2 separate regions of the Mus musculus genome follow, and region 1 is linked to region 2. A link is a contact called in ENCODE Hi-C or POLR2A ChIA-PET data. All regions are on one chromosome and are shown on one strand. Each heading gives the region's core, a stretch centred on a gene start or an enhancer-like site at or near the end of the contact. The rest is flanking DNA. Distances are from core to core; before and after follow the strand shown.

Evidence for each region. Hi-C counts contacts between places; a loop is a spot of excess contacts on that map. ChIA-PET counts read pairs that join two places held with the same protein, here RNA polymerase II (POLR2A).
Region 1: a loop to region 2 is called in a map of heart, with 9 times the contacts of the local background. The contact joins the promoter of Actl6a here to the promoter of Rpl22l1 in region 2. A Hi-C loop is called at or near these places in 2 of 37 maps with a recorded cell type or tissue (T-helper 17 cell and heart). POLR2A ChIA-PET finds 5 or more read pairs at or near these places in 1 of 5 experiments (Patski).

What each region holds. Positions count from the first base shown.
Region 1 is chr3:32,706,844-32,710,848 of GRCm38, forward strand. It overlaps Actl6a (actin-like 6A), which reads left to right and starts at 1,703. Exons shown (of 14, transcript NM_019673.2): 1 at 1,703-2,037. The coding sequence starts at 2,013.
Region 2 is chr3:28,803,640-28,807,467 of GRCm38, forward strand. It overlaps Rpl22l1 (ribosomal protein L22 like 1), which reads left to right and starts at 1,869. Exons shown (of 4, transcript NM_001347226.2): 1 at 1,869-1,904; 2 at 2,864-2,953; 3 at 3,098-3,219; 4 at 3,548-3,785. The coding sequence starts at 1,896. The coding sequence ends at 3,692. Gm32950 (predicted gene, 32950) reads right to left here and starts at 1,712. Exons shown (of 3, transcript NR_166194.1): 1 at 1,623-1,712.

The DNA of each region.
Region 1 (4,005 bases), core at 453-2,952, 3.9 Mb after region 2:
GTACTTATACATTTATCATGTATATATCTATTTGAGGCAGGGTCTTGCTATGTAGCCAGTATGCATCCCTTACTGGCCTGGAACTCACTATGTAGACCAGGCTAATTTCAAACTCACAGAAATCCACCTGCCTCTGCCTCTTGAATTCTGGGATTAAAACTGTGTGCCACAATGCCTGGCTTGGAACCACAGTCCATAATAACCTATCAGTTTTATTTAGTCAAACATGAAAACATGACTGGAAATAGAATTGTTTTGGGGTGCTGATCGGCAGTGAGCACTGATCATGGGGACCACAGTACACAGCACTGAGGCAGGCTGTGTTAGGTGTTGCATACATTGAGAAGTAAGCAACCCCTCCCACAGGTCACTTGGCAGTAATGTGCTCTACATCTTAACCAGACACATCACCTCAGGCACAGCTGTGAATAAGCTTGGCTATGCTCCAGTAAAACACAGCACAAGGTTTCTGACATGGGAGTATCATAGTATTCTTAAAACTGTTTTTGAATCATTTAAAATGTAGTAATACACACACGGTGGCATGTGCCTATAATTCCAGTACAAGGAGGCAGAGGCAGGAGGATTACAACTTGGAGACTAGCCTGGCCTACACAGTGAGACTTTCTCTCAAAAAACCCAAATCCAAACCATCACTGTCAGCTCACAGCACACAGTGTCAAGTGAACGGGAGAGCATTTTCTTACTAGCGTTATTCCTGAACCTATGACAGACAGGTCAATTCCTGCCACCTTAATGGCAGGGAAATGGATGAGAGTTTATTCAACCCACCTAAGGTTACAAGTAGCCACTATGTAGCTAGACCCTAGACACTTCAATTTAAGCACTGCTACCAGGTACAGAGCTACATTACACTTGAGCTTTGGAATGGCAGGACTGGTTTGGGCCTTTGGTTATATAGATCAGGCTATCTAAGGCCTAGAGAAGCAGAGGGACAAATTGTTGCAGTAATTTGGGGTAAGAAAAGACAGTGTTCTGGGCGACACTGATAGAGATGTAGACTAAGAACAGTAGACACGGATTGGGGAGGTATTTACAAATGGGTGCTTCCTTGAATAGTGCTCCACTTGCTTGGTGAATGATTTTCACAGAAATGAAAGAAACTGAAGTCATGATTTTTAAATGCTATCTAAATCTAGCTGGAAAAATGTACTGTCTTTTAATATAAATAGCCATTGTTTAAAATGATGGATCCTATTATTATATCTGATTTGCTGATTAATTCAAAGTGAAGTGCACATTTCTTTTTCAAGTATAAATGTTAGTTGAAGTATTTCTGCTTAAAAAAAAAAAAATTCCGAATTCATCACAATCAAAGGCCAGGGATCTCTCCCAGGTAACTAACTCAAGTTCCAGATTCCTTGCACTCAAGTTCCTTTGGCTCCTGGGGAGCAGCCATCCTTTAGAACCAGAGCGGTTGATGGCCTGAGGCAAGCCTCTTAATTCCCAGTACCTAATTAACTCACTCTCGAAACCCGGCCCACTCCTGCACCAAGCCCCTCCCACTCGCCCGCCCACCTAAGACTCCTCCTACTCTATTCGCGCGCGAAGCACAGCTCCACCCACTCCCCCCGCCTTGCTCCTGGAAGCTCGGTCCACCCTACCGGCCGCTCGCGAAGCTCCACCCACCTCACCCGCCCGCGAAGCTCCGCCCCCTCCTGCCCGTACCCCAACACCTTCCCTTCTTCTGTCGCTTCTCCCTCTCCCTGCCCCTACGGATGCCTTCCATTGGCTAAGACGGCTAAACCGCGCGGGGATGCAGCAGCGCCACACTCTGATTGGCTAATGACTAAGCCGGACCCTTTGTCATTGGTTGATACGAGAAACCAGCAAGAGTGGCTGTGCAGCGGGCGTGCGGCCGCTGCTTTGTTGCCGGAGGGGGCGGCGTTGGAAGTTGCAGGCTTGCGGGGCCGGCGTTCTCAGGGAGAGGAGTCACGCCGCTGTTATCTTTCGTCCGGTAGTCTTCGGCCAGTCCCCGCCAGACAGTAGCCATGAGCGGCGGCGTGTACGGCGGAGGTGAGTGAGCGCAGCGGCGCCTCGGGGCGTGCGGACCGGAACGACCGGCCTGGTCCCTAGTCGCTTCCGTTTCCCTCCGGTCCTCGGCGGGCCCTTCCGGTCTTTGGACGGTGCTTCCGGTCCCCGTATGGGCCACGGCCTCTCCTTCTCTTCGGACCCGGGCCGGCGCGCAATAGGTTTCCGGCTTGTCCCGTCGCTGCTCCGAGATGGCCTCAAGGAAGGGCCTTGGCGCGTCTTACCGGCTGGGCTCTGATGGCAGTCCCTGGCACGCCGGGTCCCTCACTGTACCGGTTCCGCCGCGCGTTGGTCCCGGGCAGCTCGCGGAGGTTCCGGGCCCCCGGGGTTGGCACTGGGTGCGAGTGGCGCCCGGTGTTGCGGCTGCTGCTCTGGGTCCTTCAGCAGCCACTACAGCCTGGACATCGTTCCAGGCGTGCTCGGTCCCCAGATGAGCGGATCCCTGAGGTACAGGCTGCAGTTCTCCTGTCCGGCTGGGCGGGAGCCTTTTCTAGATCGGCGATAACGAAAACAAGGCTTCTAAGTACTGTTTTGTTTAAGAGTAGTTACCTAGTTAGAGACTCTCCTCTAGGGGGGATGTTGACAGGAGATGGTGCTGCCATCCCTCACGTTAACGAAGAAAAAAATATTGGCAAGAGTTAAACAACCAGCTCAAAGTTTAAAGACTCGTTGTAAATTGGGAGCAAATTGCTTCTGGGATGAGGCAGGGGTATTCCTTTCTCTGCCGTGTACAGGTAACACGCACCCATCAAGAGTTAAATAGTATCCTCACACTAACAAATCTATATCTGCATTGAGTCAGTAGATCTGTGCCCACTCATTTTAACTGCTGTGTAGGGTTTTCTGAGAATAAACTATAGTAGTTTCTCTAGGAACGGTAGTCTTTTCCCTGGCAAGAAGTGTGACAGTAATAATTACCGTTAGCTAATATTTATCGGCTTATTGTTTGTCAGCACTGTAAGTGCTTTATACATTAAAACATTCAAGGCATTTAGTCATCCTATCCTATGAGGTAAGTATTAAATACATTTTTCGGATTAAACTGTAGCAGAGAAGTTAGTAAATTACCCATCTCACATAGTGTATTAGTCATTTTTCAGTTGCTGTGATTAAAAAAAAAAAAAAAACCAAGAAACAAAAAAACAAAATCAGCTTCTAGAAGAAAGAGTTTACTTTAGCTTATGATTCCAGAGAGGTAAGAGTCCAGTTTGAGAGAGGTATGGCAGCTAACAGCAGGCATGATGGTGGGGCAGGAATCTGGGCTCACGTGTCCAACCTCAAGCATGAAGCAGCTGGAAATAGTGGGGGCTTTAAACTCAAAGCCTGTCCCCCAGTGACAGCTTCCTACATCAAGGCCCACATCTTCTAAACCTCCATAAACAGCACCACCAACTGGGGCCCAGATGTTTAAATATCAGCGTCTATAGGAGACATTTTCATTCAAACAGTTGCATATGCATCTCCTTTTAAACTAGGAATTTCTCCAAACTGGGTATGTCTAAACTAAATAGCTCTGTGATTCTCTTTGGGTGCCTCTTTGTAACTAGCACCAAACTGGGTAGATTGGGCATAGATTGGCTTTAACTAGAGAAACAGAAGAACTTTTAAGGCCTTAGCATTTGAGTAATGTAGGTAAGTAGGATTAGTGTTTTAAATTTTGAGGGGGACCCCATTGAAAAACCAGTACTGAGAAACCCAAGTGCATTATCCTAGGAGGCCTGCTGTTTGGGGTGAAGTATTTGGAAAATATACATGGAGGCTTTTCTCTAAATTAGACTGAAAAAGATTGCCAGCTTTTTTCTTACCACTAAACTGTCTCCTAAAGTCTGGAATGTGTAACTTAAATGATACGTTCATTAAATGCTTTTTACTTGGCCTGTATAAATTACACTCTAATTTCCATGCTGTGCAGTTTTCATATTTTGCTGTGTTTCTTCATTTCATGAAACAAAA
Region 2 (3,828 bases), core at 619-3,118:
GAATCACTTTTAATTTTTTTCATTTTACTCGTCTATTTTTTAAAATTTAATTTTTAATTTTTTTACACTCCATATTCCATTTCTTGCCCTCCATCCACCCTCCATCTGCTCCACATCCCACATCTCCTCCCCACCCGGCCCCGTCTCTACGTGGATGTCCCCACGCCCCCCCACCCCCACCCCCACCCCGACCTCTAAACTCCCTGGGGTCTCCAGCCTGTTGGGGGTTAGAGGCATCATCTCTGAATGAACACAGACTGGGAAGTCCTCTACTGTATGTGTGTTGGGGGCCTATATCAGCTGGTATATGCTGCCTGGTTGGTGGTCCAGTGTTTGAGAGATCTTGAGGGTCCAGATTGAGACTGCTGGGCCTCCTACTGTAGAACAGACCCTCTTCTCAGCTTCTTTCAGCCTTCCCTAATTCAACAGGGTTCAGCTGCTTCTGTCCATTGGTTGGGTTCAAATATCTGCATCTGACTCTTTCAGCTGCTTGTTGGGTCTTTTGGAGGGCAGTCATGATAGGATCCTTTTTGTGAACACTCTATACATAGCCTCCCTCAGTAATAGCCCTGGGGCCTCCCCTTGAGCTGGATCCCACTTTGGGTCTGTAGCTGGACCTTCTTTTCCTCAGGCTCCTCTCCATTTCCATCCAGGTAATTCTTTCAGACAGGAACAATTATGGGTCAGAGGTGTGACTGTGGGATGGCAACCCCATCCCTCACTTGTTGTCCTGTATTCCTGCTGGAGGTGGGCTCTAAAAGTTCCTCTCCCTACTGTAGGGTGTTTCATCTAAGGTTCCTCCCTTTGAGTCCTGGGAGTCTCTCATCTCCTTTAAATAATTGGCTTAAGTGGTTATTGTTATGACACAGAAAGTTGCCAAAGATAAGCAAAACAAAAATTTTAAATGTCAATTAATGGCCTATTTTCAAAATATCTAATGATCATTTTGATCTGCAGAACAGGAAGCCCTTTAGGAAGAAATGTCAACCCTGGCCCCTGCCTGAACATTTGGAACGAAAAGTTTTTGTGATTCTTAAGGCAAAAAGATTTTAAAATTTAATGAAATTGATTTCTTCTAAAACCTCAGCACCACTAGCACCATACCCTACACTGTATTAACGCCTATTACCGATCGCTTGGATAGAACACAACTCTTACATTCTAGGGCCTTTTCCAAATCAACAACTAAAGTCCATCCCATCTCCTGTCCCTAAATACTAGAGTTTCACACTAACAGAAACGTATACTACTGAACACCAACAGCCTCACCACTTTTCTGACCTGGCGTCAATTACAACCGCTCAAAATTCAAATGCTTTTTTACTTTCTGTCATCAAGGTACGTCCATCCTAGTGTACTTTGTAAACATTGATAGTTAGGTTTCAGCAGATTGTGAGTCAGTAAGTAGAAAGTACAATAAATTATGCCTATCCAATAAACCCAAAGTGTACTCAACTTGTTCTTCTCAGAAGGACATCCTCTACCTTAAAAGCTAGGCAAAGCATAGAACTTTTTCTCTGGAGGACTATAATCGCAACATAATAGAGACGATCATAAAGCAACATTGAGAGTCTGCCTTGCCCTGAATTATAACAGATAACTCCTGCATCCCTTGAACTTACTCCACTCTGGTTTGTAAGTTTGCAAAGTCCACAGCCAGAGCAGAGAATCAGTCGGCTCCGGCTTCCCACTCGAAGACGCAGGCGGAAACCAAACGCCAGGGCATCCCCGCCCCCCAACGCCACGCCTCCGTTTCCTAGGTGACTGCCAAGCACTCCGTGCATATCCGGTTCCGAGTTGCGTATTTCGCACGCTCTGCGTATGACGCAGCACGTTTTTATATAAAAGCGTGCGTGCGGCGCAAGCCCGTTCTCTTCCCACGGCTGCAGCTCAACATGGCGCCGGTGAGTGCGCGCGCGTGTGCGGGGCTCGGGTATTACAGGTAGCTATTGCGTCTAGCGAGCGGGAGCGCCGCAGGAGAGAAGGCGGTGGGAAGAGAGTCGGCCTGGCGGCTCGACTGGGACGATAGAATCCGGGTTGCGGAGCCGTCCGTGAGTGCCGTGCGGCCTGCGCGGCGGGAGCCGGGCCCGCGACTAGCTTAGTATCGGCGGGCGCGGTCGGTCTCTGGGCCTCTGGGTTTCTCCATGGCCTGTGGTCACCCTGTCAACGGAAGAGAGCCTAAGTGGCCAGGTCCGCGGTTGCAATGACGTTAGCAGTTTGAAGAGCGTGGTTTAAACATTTGGAAAGTCACTATAACCAAAATTGTTAAAAATAAGGTTGCTGAGTAAGGATTCAAAACTGAGTGACGTCTGATGGCCCCATCGGGACTGCCTGTTCACTGCACGGCAGTGAGCGAGTCCACCCCGTCATTCACTCAAATGCCAGTTCCGGGTTTGCGATAATTGGAGGGTGGTGAAGGTATTATTAATTGGTAGCCATTTAGGTGACTCTGTTTGGACCAATTACAATAAAGCATAAAGAGACCCATTACCCTAAAAATGGTGTTTTAAGTTCAGATAAAACTTGAAAAGCACCCAGGTGGGTGTTTTAATTTGAAATTGGAAATAACATCAGTTACAGTAGGAAGCAGTTCTTCATAATCAAGCAAGATTTCTCTACTAAAATAAGCTTACACTTGGAAGGTACTTAACTGGAAATGATGACGTTTCATGGGAATTGAAACATTGGTTTAAACCAAGCTAATGAGTAACCTTTACATAGAGCACAGGCTCCTTCAGGTGTTGGTCAAGTCTGTGTATAACCCATTATACCAGATGTATGCTGAGTTGGTAATTTTTTTCTTGGGAATTCAGTGTCTAAGCTGAATAAACTGCTTTAATGGCATCATAATTATGTCTAGCAGAAAGACAAGAAGCCTAAGAAGTCCACCTGGAGGTTTCATTTGGACCTTACTCATCCAGTAGAAGATGGAATTTTTGACTCTGGAAATTTTGTAAGTGTCTTACTGTGATTGCATAGTTGTTGGCATTTAAATGTAGTACTTGATATTAACCTAAGCTGTGCTCCTAGGGTACCTTCCCTAGTGACCATCTAGGGTTTCCTTCCCTAGTTTTGCATTCTTTCTGTTTGAAAATAGGAACAGTTTCTACGGGAGAAGGTTAAAGTCAATGGAAAAACTGGAAATCTTGGCAATGTTGTTCACATTGAACGCCTGAAGAATAAAATCACAGTTGTTTCTGAGAAACAGTTCTCCAAAAGGTCTGTTCTTCTGTTTTTACGTTGTGGTGGGATGTCTCGTAGGCATTAGTCTGCGAAAATGGCTGTTAGTCTGTTTAAAGGTGTTTGCATATGAGTCAGGATGACTCTTGCTGTCTATTTCATTTCATAAATGGGGAATATTAGTATATTTTGAGTCAACAGACAGCAGATTTCATGGTGTGTTGTACTAGGGGGTTGAGAGGCTGCTCTTGTCCTGGTTGCTTCTTAAAACCAAAGTCCTAGTGAGTAGGAGTTACAAATGTGGCAGTGCGTGTTTTCATGATAGGATTGATCACACATCTAATAAACTCATGGTTTTGTCTCAAAGGTATTTGAAATATCTTACCAAGAAATACCTTAAGAAGAATAATCTCCGTGATTGGCTACGTGTGGTCGCATCTGACAAGGAGACTTACGAACTTCGTTATTTCCAGATTAGTCAAGATGAAGATGGTTCAGAGTCTGAGGACTAATTGGCCTCTGCTTGTAATACAATGAAAGTATTCTAAAGAAATATAAAATTGGACTTTATGAGAAAATAAAAGTCATTTCACTCTATAAAAACATGTATGGTTCATCAGTGTGTTGGATGCCTAGAGAAAAATTTGG